Linked DNA regions of Homo sapiens: region 2 is linked to region 1. A link is a contact called in ENCODE Hi-C data. All regions are on one chromosome and are shown on one strand. The core of a region is the stretch at or near the end of the contact, and the rest is flanking DNA. Distances in the headings are between cores, read along the strand shown.

The links. A loop is a pair of places that touch in the nucleus more often than their neighbours do. Pooled maps may share reads with other maps.
Region 2: a loop to region 1 is called in a pooled map, with 6 times the contacts of the local background. The contact joins two enhancer-like sites. A Hi-C loop is called at or near these places in 3 of 37 single-sample maps with no recorded cell type and 6 of 50 pooled maps.

Annotation. Positions count from the first base shown.
Region 1 is chr9:123,232,281-123,239,050 of GRCh38, forward strand. It overlaps STRBP (spermatid perinuclear RNA binding protein), which reads right to left. Exons shown (of 19, transcript NM_018387.5): 2 at 4,550-4,686. Among named protein-coding and RNA genes, the nearest start is that of STRBP, 33 kb to the right of the region's middle. RefSeq lists an enhancer at 1,615-1,694. Within about 2 kb of position 2,336, at least 3 of the 41 ENCODE cell types and tissues checked have a DNase peak (open chromatin) inside an H3K27ac peak, as active enhancers do.
Region 2 is chr9:124,212,832-124,218,759 of GRCh38, forward strand. No RefSeq gene overlaps it. Among named protein-coding and RNA genes, the nearest start is that of NEK6, 42 kb to the right of the region's middle. RefSeq lists enhancers at 4,200-4,279, 5,189-5,348, 5,919-5,928. Within about 2 kb of position 4,045, at least 16 of the 41 ENCODE cell types and tissues checked have a DNase peak (open chromatin) inside an H3K27ac peak, as active enhancers do.

The sequences.
Region 1 (6,770 bases), core at 1,086-3,585:
AGCCTGGGTGACAGAGTAAGACTCCATCTCAAGAAAAAAGAAACAAAAAAACCTTAGCCGACAATTTCTCCAGGAAGCTGACCCTGCCCCTATTCCATCTATTTCTATAGCCTGTTCTTGTCTGCACCAGTATTTATCACATTGTAGTTATAAACCATTTTCAGTGTCAGCCCAGGTTACAACAGCCCCATACTTGTTCTGGGAATTGTCTCTTCCATCCCTCCTACTTCATTCCATTCACAAAAGTGAGCTTCCAACAGCTCAGCCCTCAGGCAAGCTGAACCAGGGTGGGGCCAGATTCTACCTCCCAGGAATTTGGAATGAAATTAACAGAGAAAACTGGTATGTCTATGTGGCTGAGAATTGTTAGATGTAAAATAAAAGCTCTACGGACAGCCATGTTCTACCATTTGTACTAAAAAGAGAAAAAAGTACATCTTCGAAGAAAAAGAACGAAATGGGCAGAGTTAGGAAAAAACAGTCCTGTGAGCCTTCTGGTTCTTGGTTCCAGCCCTTCCCAAAGCCCCACTGAATTCCTGCCCTCAGGTTCTGTAAGGAAGACCGATTATCTGTAGAAGACAGCTGATTCTTATTTGCAACTAAAAGCTCCAAATAAAACACTACGTTTTTAGACATCTCTTCTATTTATCCTACTAGCACCATGAAGGCAGAAACTGTGTCTTACTCATCTCTCTATCTGCAAGACTAGCAAAGACCCTGAAAAATGCCAGATGCTCAATTAATGACTGTCATCCATGGCACACTAACAGTTATACATTTTTATGTATGTAAATTTTTTCCTCCTTTTTAAAGACAGGGTCTTGCTTTGTCATCTATGCTGGGAGTGCAGTGGCGTGAACATAGCTCATGGCAGCCTAGTACTCCTGGGCTCAAGTGATCCTCTCACATCAGCTTCCCAAGTAGCTGGACTACAGGCGCATACCACCACATCTGGCTAATTTCTTTATTTTTTTAGAGATGGGGGGGTCTCACTACGTTGCCCAGGCTAGTCTCAAACCCCTGGCCTCAAACAATCCTCCCGCATCAGCTTCCCAAGAGTCATTAGGGTTACAGGCCTGAGCCCCTATGCCAGGCTTATGTATATAAATTTGAACTTTAAGAAGTGTTAACAAGTATCAAACTCCAGCTAATTATATGTATGTCAAAATGTTTAGGGGTAAACTGTAAGGATGTCTGCAGCTTATTTTGAAATGAAGCAAAAAGTAAGATGTAATGAAGGTTAAATAGTGGAGTGAATAGATGCATAGATGTAAGATACAGTTAATGAAAGATAATGTTAATTGCAGAATATAGGCTGCACTAATTGCAGAATATATGGAGGTTCACTATACAACTCTTCCAACTTTTTGCATGTTTAAGCTTTTTCATAATAAAATGTTTGGAGAAAAATGTAACAGCAATACATCTGCATTGATTTACATGGGAAAGTCTACATAAATAAACATGCTCATGTTAGCTCATTTCACTGCCCTCTGCCATGAAATGGGAATTCAAAGAACTTTAATAATAGGTGACTCTCCTTTCATTGCACAGTACATTTTCAAAGTGTTTTGTCTTTTCAGTTCACATGCTTCTTTTAAAGTGACAACAGCAAGGCACAATTAAAATGTAAAACTAGGCCGGGCGCGGTGGCTCACGCCTGTAATACCAGCACTTTGGGAGGCCAAGGCGGGCAGATCACGAGGTCAGGAGATTGAGACCATCCTGGCTAATACGGTGAAATCCCGTCTCTATTAAAAATACAAAAAAATTAGCCAGGCGTGGTGGCGGGCGCCTGTAGTCCCAGCTACTCAGGAGGCTGAGGCAGGAGAATGGCATGAACCCGGGAGGCAGAGTTTGTGGTGAGCAGAGATCACACCACTGCACTCCAGCCTGGGCGACAGAGCGAGACGCCGTGTCAAAAAAAAAAAAAAAAAAAGAAGTAAAACTAAATACTTCTAATTTCATGTCTCCTTTAAAACTAGTTTTGGAAAACATTAAAATTAGATAGGCTAATTCAAACCAGTTTTCTGTTACCAAGACTATTCAGAAGACAAAAAAAAAAAAGAGCTGGCAACTTTAATACTGTTAAGTTTCTCTTCACAAGACAGAAAAAACTGAGAATCACAGACTGTTAAAACTGGTCAAAAAGACTAATACTGTACAGGATCCTTACTTCCCAAAAAGAAAACTAAGACCCAAAGAGATAAAATATCCTGCCCAAGACCACCAAGTAACTTTGTAGCAAGGCTCAGACTCAAAACCTGGACTTATCACTAAAAATCTAGTGTTCTTCCCATCCTAGTTGGTAGTCTTAAATCCTGTTTTGTTTTGTTTTTTCAAAAGTAATAGTATATAAAGTGCCTAGTCTCAGCATAAACATTTTGTATTTGTTCAGGCCGAGCGAGGTGGCTGATGCCTGTAATCCCAGCACATTGGGAAGTTGAGGGAAGCAGATCACTTGAGGTCAGGAGTTCAAGACCAGCCTGGCCAAGATGGTAAAACCCTACCTCTACTAAAAATACAAAAATTAGCCAGGCATGGGGGTGCACACCTGTTATCCCAGCTACTTGGGAGGCCAAGGCAGGAGACTCGCTTGAACCTGGGAGGCAGAGGTCGCAGTCAGCTGAGCCTGGGCAACACAGACTCCATCTCAAAAAATAAAAAAAAAGTTTAAAAAAATTTTTTTTGTATCTGTTCAACTGGCTTTTTTTTTGGGGGGGGGGGGTACTGGGTATTCAGGTTATAAATACAAGTGAACACCGGAAACACATTACAACCAGTATTCAAATGACATACCTTATGTAACCACTGAAACTGAACTTCACTAAAATGACCTGAAAGTGTTTTTCCATCAATTTAGGCAAATAAAGAGGCAATGACAGAATTTTAACAACACACTTGCCAGCATTCCTTGTCTGTGGTAGAAGGCCAAAATTTTGCATGTAACTTTTCTAAAAAGTAGGTAACACAAAGCTACAGAAGTTGAAGGATAAGCCTTTTTTAATTTAGGTTTTTTTTTTTCATTTTGCAAATAAATCAATATGTGTATGTTAAAATAATGGATTACAGAGATACAGATAACTGTATCCTTGCAAAACCACTGAAAGAATGCTAGTCCCAGTTAGACTTCACTGAATTTATGATACAACCACTTTTATTTCTATTGTGATTGTCAGACAACTGAAAATCTAATTAAAATCTGTATGAACTAAGAGCAACTTCAGGAAAAAAAAAAAAAAAAAAGTTATCCCAAAGACAACTGAAAATCTAAGTAGAATCTGGATGAAGAGACAAGTTCAGCAAAAAAAAAAAAAAAAAAAAAAAAAAAAAAAAGTTATCCCAGAGAGCTATTGGTTGGTCATTAACCACATGCAAAAAGAATGGCACTCTTTGTCTGATCTCTTCCCTTTCATAGCAAAACTGAAGCTGTAAAGAATGTCTAAAGGGTAGTCTATGGAAAATTAAATTGAAGTCATGTTATTTCTATCTATTAAAATTCAGCTATACTAAAGTCACTTCTGAAATGATTTAGGAATAGAGCGCTCAGCAAAATAAACTTCCAAGAAAAATAATCAAAAATAAGAACACCAGAATGAGTTTGCTACCTGTTCTATTAAAATAGGAATGTGTAAAAGGCTCCATCTTACTTTCTGATTAATAATCCATCTGCACAAATACTTAATATGTGTCATAGTCCACAGCTTCCAATCTCTAAATCAGATTACCACAAACTCTACAACTTAACATGCACTAGCAAGAACATTTCAACACACTTTGAATACAAAAATACTCAAAATACTGAGGAATGGTACCTTACCTTCTAGTGTCAGCAAGGAGAAAGGACTCCTCCAGCTGCTCTAAAGTAGAAAATGTTCCCAATTTCTTGAGTACCATATAGTATAAAGTGGTTTTATCACATAGTACAGCAAAATTATTGGTGAAATTATATGAACACTGTATTTCACAATACATGCTACTTACTAAGAAAAAAACATTAAGTGCCCCAATATTTAATTTCTATTTTTATTTCCTATTTTATTTCTATTTCATTTGCTCATTTTACATGTCACTTTACCGTAAGCAAGTCTATAAAAGTATAATTTTTAAAGAGAGTAAAATCTCTGCTACCCGGTATTACATAAACTGACATATCTAAAACATGGCGTCATTTGTGAACATCATGATGACAGTGAGGCAATACAAGTTCTTAACGTACTTTCTGAATCTTCAAAATGACATCAAATTATCAATAATTCTCATCAAATGATAGTAATTTGCCAGCATAGTATATTGGACATTGGTGATATTAGACACCCTAAGAAAGGATACAAGAGTAGTGACCACAGTAAATATAAAAATTGAATAGGATTTTCTAAAAAAAAAAAAAAAAGTGTGTCATACAAACTTCACTGACTCTGGAGCCATGATGTCTGGATTTAAGTCCCAGCTCTTCAACTTTCTAGCTGGTTTCATTCAATGTTTAACCACCTATGTCTCGATTTTCTCCTTTACGAAGGGAATACCATCACTTACTTTATCTACTTACCTTTATAAGAAGCAACAGTTGAGGCCAGGCACAGTGGCTCGTGCCTGTAATCCCAGCACCTTGGGAGGCTGAGGCAGGCGGATCACTTGCGTTCAGGAGTTCGAGACCAGCCAGGTCAACATGGCAAAACCCCGTCTCTACTAAAAATACAAAAATTAGCTGGGCGTGGTGGCGCACACCTGTAATTCCAGCTACTCGGGAGGCTGAGGCAGGAGAATCACTTGAACCCAGGAGGCAGAGGTTGTAGTACAGAGCCGAGATTGAGCCTCTGCACTCCAGCCTGGGCAACAGAGCCAGACTCCATCTCAATAACAACAACAAAAAAGCAAGAGTTGAATGTGTGTAATAATACTTTGCAAACCACAGCAGTGAGCTATTCTAACATTCCTACTGAAATCTACAGTGTTACAGCTGCGGCAGAAAATTGCTAACTACCAAAATCCACCCTGTTTCTTCCAAATAACAGAGTTGTAGCTAGGACAAGGCTCTCACCTTTACATTCTGTAACTGAAAATGCACTCCCAAGAACATTTCAACACTGATGAAATACTCAAAATAGTACAGAATGACACCTTACCTCTTAGTGTCAGCAAAGAGAAAGAACACTCCAATTCCCAATCCCCTGCAGCTAGATGAGGCAATGAGACTAAGCCTTCAGCAATGGGAGGAGAAATTATATTTGTACAACTTTCACCTCACTTGCTTAAGACAAAATTTCTTACCCTGTGCTTCCAACAAGAACAACCTTGAAAGCTGTGCATTCGAGATGATACAGTCCCCATTCACCTACGTCCCCAAATGCCTGCATAAAGGACAGCCACATGCTGATGTGGAACACCTGCTCTCAACTACTGTGCGCTGAATTCTGGGGTTTCAGCCATTGTATTTCAGGGCTCTATTTCAGCAACTGGGTTACTTAAGTAATACAATGGCAAACCCCTTACAGCGGGAGAAAGGTGCAACTATAAAATCCCAAACAGGCACAAGCTTTTAATGCCTTCACACAAGGTAACACATAAAAAGTAAAGTTCTCAATAGGACAGTTTCCCAGAAAGGTGTTACCTCAGGGGAGTGTTAAAGCATAGTAGATAAGAGAATAGGCCCTAAAGTCAGATTGCCTGGGTTCAAATCCCTTCTCCACCACTTGCCACCTGTGTAACCTTGAGATCGGAACTTAACCTTTCTGTCTCTGTAAAATGAGAATAAAAGCAGGACTCACCTCACTTAATTGTTGTGATGTTTAAATGAAAAGAAAACTCCACAGTTTAAAGCTGCTTAGCAAAGTGCATAGCACACAGCAGTAACAGTAAACGTTAGCATTTCTTATTTAAAATTTGGCCAAATGAGGTAGCTCACGCCAGTAATCCCAGCACTTTGGGAGACCAAGACCGGAGGATCGCTTGACGCCAGGAATTCAAGACCAGCCTAGGCAACATAGCAAGACTCCCATTTCTAAAAAATACAATCAAAGAATACATGATACTGCACAATTTCAGTGAGGTGATCACGTATCAATAAGGCTAGCAGAATGCTAACAAAGATTCTCTACAACCTACTTGGTGGTGCAAAATGTTCTAGGAGATATACAATTAAACCTAGATTCCCTTAAAGGCAAACTAAGCGCCATCCAACTTTCAGTAACCAAGGAAGACAGCTGCATAAAAGCAGCATGACCTAGGGTTTAGCTACTTACAAAACCATTATAGTGACTAAGAGAGAACAGTACATTGTACTAGGGCACCCTAATTTCAGCACGGACTGTACAGGAACTCTGACAGCACTGTTTTTCAAAACAAAGAGTCATCCTAACATCCCACGTATGCAAATGAATTGATAAATAGTTAAGATTCAAATAAGCTAAAGATGAGAAGGGAGACTACCCAAGGAAATTTCAGAAATTTGCCCTGTCTTTCTAACAATAAATCTCACAGCATGAAACAGAGCTTTATTATTTTTACACACAAAAGAGAAAAGCTATAACAGAATTAAACTTAAGTATATAATAAAAACATTTCCATATTTTTAAAAAAGAGACACCCCCCCACAATAAATTCCACGTTAGAATGCCATCTGGGAGCAGGCAAAAGTTCAATGAATTGTAAAGGCAGGAAGGTAAATTCGATCATAACATTACAAAAGTTTCAGAATGAGAATTTTTAAGTTATTATTAAAGATTTCCTTAGCAGTGGCAGTAACATTTATGCTTTCCTGCCCCTAAAAA
Region 2 (5,928 bases), core at 2,795-5,294, 980 kb after region 1:
TTTCTTTATGGTCCACCATGTTCGTGGGCAATAGAGCTGAAGTTCACAGGGTCACGCCACCCTGGATCCAAAGGAAAACACAACCAGAAAAGAGACGGGGCCCACCCATGCCAACAGCTCAGCCAGGCCCAGTCAGTACCCCCTAGTGGCCTCCCCTTCCTTCCCCATCCTGGCCCATTCCCTCCATCTCCAAGCCCCCTTAAGTACCAATAATGGAAGTGCTTACCAGGCCCCGCAACAATTCACCCTTATCTTTTATTTATAGCTGACAAAGCTCCAAGCAGGAAAAATATAATCACACTTTAAATAATGGAAGTTGTAGGTATTAGAGCTACACGGGCAGTTACTGGAGTTGCAGCGATGTCTCCCTGCAGACCTGACGGGGCGCATGCCGACTGCATTTTTAATTTTTAAAACATATTTCTTCCCAAATTATTCCACGTTACCGAGGAGCCACATTTATGGGGGTGATAAATTACTGTAATAAAGTGCCTCTTCCTCAAATATATAGGAGGAAGGCACGTTGAGCACAGCCCAGCACAGGCAGCCCCGAGAGAGTGGCGAGAAGTCCCACTGCCTCCCTCCTCGCTTTAATTATTTGGCTGATGTGTCCTACATTTTTAATACAGTCACAAGTTTTCTTTAAGCAAAGAATTCGAACCGGTAACTAATTTGTATTTGTGTGTGCCGGTGCCTGGGAAGACATACGTATGTGAGTGTCTGTGTGTGTACCCTTGGGCAGTGAGACATGCGTGATTGCAAACCAATGTAATGTGCGTGTGTGAGCATGTCTGCAAATATGCATGCATGTTTGCATGTGCAAGTGTAGGGAGGCAGCTTGTGGATGCCCGGATATGAGCCACACGTGTGGATGCCCAGGAGTATGAAAAGATCCCTGACTGTATGGGGCATGCACGTATGAGCACATTTACGTGGATATATGTGCATTAGCTAAACACGCATTTTTGTGTAGACCTGTGTGCACCGTACACATAGCGTGCATGGATTTGTGCGTGTCAGAGCACACTAGTGTGGACGTATGTGTTCGGGCACGTTTTTCTAGGCTGATCTGCCTTCTTGCAGACCTTTGTGTGCCTTTGAATCTTTTCTTCTGCATTGAACCACCTCCCCTTCTGTCTTCCCTCCTTCCCCAAACAGTGAAGCACTGAGGTTAAGCCAGAGGCTCTGAGGTCAGACTGACTGGGTTCAAATCTCAGCTCTGCCTCTTATGAGCTATATAATCTCAAGCAAAGCATCTGGTGCCTCAGTTTACCCATCTATAAAATGGGGTTCATATGAAGAGTAGTTACCTCATAGGGCTGCTGGGAAGATGAATGGGTTTAATACACAGAAAGTGCCGGATGTGTAGTGAGCACAAAGCACTTCCTCCTTCCTGTTGGACATAGCACACGCTTCCTTGGGAAGTTACATGCTAGAGAGAGCCAAGGGTGGGGAAGCCACGACCCTGTGAGGCAGTGGTCTAGCTCGGCACCTACCCTCCTCCTGCCCCAGCTCATCTGGTGGGAGGAGAGCCATGGGGGAGGGAGGGTGAGCACTCAGCTACGCGAGTTTGTGGATGCTCGAGGGCAAGGCTGTGCCCAGTTCATCTCTGCTCCCCTGGCCCCAGCACAGGGTCCGGCAGAGTGGGCACCATGGGCATTTGCCATCTGGACAAAAATGTGAACATGTGAATGGGAGGGGAGATGGGGTAGAAGATGGGTGTCGGTGGCTTATTTGGGAGACGGTGATCACAGGAAGTAGGAGAGAGAGAGTGGGGACAGTGGGGCAGGGAAGAGAGAAAAGCCAATAAGGGTCTTCCTGTGCAAATGAGCAGGTCCCTGGGTGGGCGCACGGGGCTCAGTTCCACTGGGGCCCCGCCAAGGGTCTTCACTGCCCGCCGCCCCTCCCTGGGGGAGGGCCTCCCCTGGGGACTTTTGCAGCCCTGACATTTCTGGGTTACCCTGTGTGAACTTGATCGCTGGGAGCTCCTGTGGTGCCGGAGAAAGCCCAGGCAGGGGACTAGGGGTGAGAACATGTAGTGGGGACAGTCCACTGCAGGGCAGGGAACTCAAAGGTGCTCCAAGGAGATATGGGCGGTACATCAACAGAAGCTGCTACAGGGCCATGTTGAACATCCAGACCCACAGACAGACCTGAGGGTGGACACATCTGCCTGTGGACGGCGGACACGTGTACTACTCCTGGCCACATGCCAGATTCACAAACTCAGGGCTCCTTTCCCTTCCCCACAAACATCCCCCAACCTCCTTGATTCTGCATGTGCTGCTCCTCCTGCCTGGAAAGGCCTTCAGCTACAACCAACCTGAAAAATTCCTTTAGGTGCCTGTTTGGGCTCCACTCAAATACCATCTTGTGCACCAAGCTTTCCAGTCAAAAGGAATCCCTTCCTCCCCCCCAGTCCCTGGGGGCTTCCCTTGAACCCCAAACATGACCCTTACTGGCAGCCATCTGGTGTTACAACAACATAGATGCTGACACATCTGTCCCCCACCAGCCATGGGCTCCTCAAGAACAAAGAGCATGTCTGTGTCACAGCTGTACCCCCAGTGCCCAACACAGAGCCCAGCGTGGATGCGGTGCCTCAGTTTCCTCACATGAATCATGGGGGGATAATGGCATCCACTTCATCCTGTCCTGGGGAGGGTCTGATGAGTGAATGTGTTTAGACTGCTATACTTGGAGCAATGCCTGGCACTAGGGAAGCATCGGACACATGTTATTCTCATCAATATGGTTCTGAATGGACTTGGAAGACCCAAGTGAAAGCAGTGCCAGCTTCTATGGGGCACCTACAACTGCCCTGTGTCACCCTGTTTTACAGATGAGGACACTGAGGCCCGGGAAGGGTCACACAGCTAGACAGGGCACAGCCAGGACCTGAGTCCAGGTCTGTGACCACAGTGCCTGTGTCCTCTCCTGCACCATGCTGCTGCAGGCCCTCTCTGTCTCTCTGTCTCTCTCTGTCTCTCTTTCTGCCTCCCTGACGTTCTCCCCACCCAGGGGTAGCTCTCCAGAGGCTGTCGCAGGTAGTGGATGAAACATGGACCTTTTTTTTTTTTTCCTTAAGACAGAGTGCCGTGGTGTGATCTCGCCTCACTGCAACCTTTGCCTCCCAGGTTCAAGCAATTCTCCTGCCTCAGTCTCCCGAGTAGCTGGGATTACAGGGGCCCGCCACCACGCCGGCTAATTTTTGTATTTTTATAAAGACGGGGTTTCACCATGTTTGCCAGGCTGGTCTCGAACTCCTGACCTCATGATTCGCCCGCCTCAGCCTCCCAAAGTGCTGGGATTCCAGAAATGAGCCACTGCGCCCAGTCGGACATTGATTTTTAACAAACGTGGGTTCAAATCCTGGTCTGCCATTCACCAGCTATGTGACCGTGTTGGGCCTGTGGCATCCGCTCCCTGAGCCTCAGTTTCTCCACCGTCTCCTGAGGACTTGAGGACACTGTCTAAAGGCAGGTTTGCCATAGCACTGTGAAAGCATCGGCTTTGGGGCTCCTCACTTGCACAGGCCCTTTTGGAATACAAATTCACTTTCATAGGTAAGTTTGAATTTGATTCTTTTGTCTTCAGGCTCCCCACTCCAGTCTACCCCAAGACTCTCTCTCAGATCCTTCTAGCTGGGATGAAAGACCAGGGGCAGGGTGGCAGAGCACCCATGTTTACCCCACTCCCATACTCTGCCCAGAGGTCGGGGCCTGTCCACCGTTGGGCCTCATGTCACAGATGGGGACATGGCCTGGCAGGGCGAAGGGACTTCAGGAGATCATACAGTAAGTTAGTGTCACAGCCGGACTTGGAGCCACATCTCCCAGCTTCAAGGCTCCCTGTTGTGCTGTGGGGAAGGGGTGCACAGGGCTGGCCCGGGGACAGGGCCTGTTCCTCACTTATGAGTGCCGTGGGCTGGGGCTCAGAGGGTGACTTGGTGCCTTGTAAGGGGGCCAGGGGCAGCTGTGGGTGGGGGTGTCCGGGGATTACTGCTAAAATAAGTAGCAGCTTCCTCTGAAACGCCTCTGTGGTCTGTGGAGGGGAAGGAAGTGGAGGACCGGAAACAGGGGAGGCAGAGAGGTGAGAGGCTGAAACTTCTGCCAGCATAGCAGAGACCAAGCTGGGCACCCCCCACCCACCCAGACACAACAGTTGGCCTCTGCCAGGCTGCAGCCTTGGGGCTGCAACCAGGAGGGCCTGGGAAGCTCAGGCCCAGCCCTAATATGGCCACCCAGAGGCTAGAGAATCCCTCTAGGTTGCTCCTGGCTGGCTGGGCTTCTTCCCTTCCTCAAGACACCAGTCACTTCATGCACCATTCTCTTTGCCTGGAATGCCCTTCTCTACATTTTCCTTTAGGGCCCAACACCAATGTCACCTCTTCTGGGAAGCCTTCCCTGACCACCCACCACACACACACACACACACACACACACACACACACACACACACAGAGAGAGAGAGAGAGAGAGAGAGAGGCAGGACAAGACAGCCACAGACCTTCATCATGAATAGTGGCATTCACTGTGACAGTGGCGTTCATCCAGTGCTTCATGTTTATGAACTGCTCTGCATGGATGATCTCATTGAATGTTTACAAAAACACAATGTGTGGTTCTATCAATAGCTTCATGTTACAGACGAGTGAACCAAGGCTCAGAGATGAGCAACTTCCCCAAGGTGGCATAGTCAGAAAATGGCTGAGTGGGGAGTGTGACCCAGGTCTGACTCCACAGCTAGGTCATTGAACCATGCACTATCCTCTGAGACTGGGATGGGATCAGTGTTGTGCAACTTGCCTGCTCCAAGGAGGCTGCATTGTGACCCTAGCAAAGCTTCATTTTCAGCCTTGCCCTTCCCAGCACCCCTGGAGTAGCTGGGAGCTATAGAGTACTCTAGGGAGAGAGGGAAACCAGCTTGTAATGAGGAAGCATTTCCATGTAAACATTTCTGGTAAACTGTGTGAAGGGATCTCAGAAGTATCTCCAAGCCCTTGATACTGTCTTGGGTTTTGTTTTCTCCTTCTAAATAAATGCTTTTGAATCTAATTTTGTATTCTGTTTCTACAGATGGGGCTTCCAAAATTGAAAAGCTTCAGACTTCACAAATCCTAGGTCCACCCTGCGGTGCCCTGTGACTTAACCACAACCACTGCACTGCCTGGGCTTCCCCAGCCCTCTCCAAGGCCCGCTTTCACTGTACCGGGGTTTTCTATTTATGGATCCGCCCTGCTACCCGCCACTCCCACAACCCCCACCCATAGATGGGCCATGAGCTCCTCATGGGCAGAGGGCGAGCCCTGGTTTCTTGGTACCCTAGGGACTGCTTGGTATATAGAAGCCCAGGACAGATTTGTTACATGAGGGAATAAAGGAGTAAATGAATGAGTGAATGAATGAATATGGGTCCCTTCAATGCCATCAGGAAGTATGAGAGATACAACTCCAGCTTTAAAACTCCAGGTCAGCTGGGTATGGTGGCTCACCCTTGTAATCCCAATACTTTTGGAGGCTGAGGTGGGCGGATCGCTTGGGCCCAGGAGTTCAAGACCAGCCTGGGCAACATGGTAAAACCCCATCTCTACAAAAATTAACTGGGCGTTGTGGCATGCACCTGTCATCCCAGCTACTCGAGAGGCTGAGGTGGGAGAATTGCTTGAGCCCCGTTAGTGGAGACTGCAGTGAACTGTGATCGCACCACTGCACTGCACTGCAGCCTAGGCGACAGAGTGAGACTCTGTCTCAAAAAAAAACTCAAGGTCCATCTCCCTGTGTGCCAACCCTGCATGGGTGTTGAGGGTGACTGACAATTTGGACAGGGTTCAGCTGAAGCCAGTCTCTAGCAAGGAGGCCCAAAGCCCCTCCGGTCACTCTGCTCCCTACAGAGGCAGCACTCTAGGCCCCAGGCCTGGACCTCAAG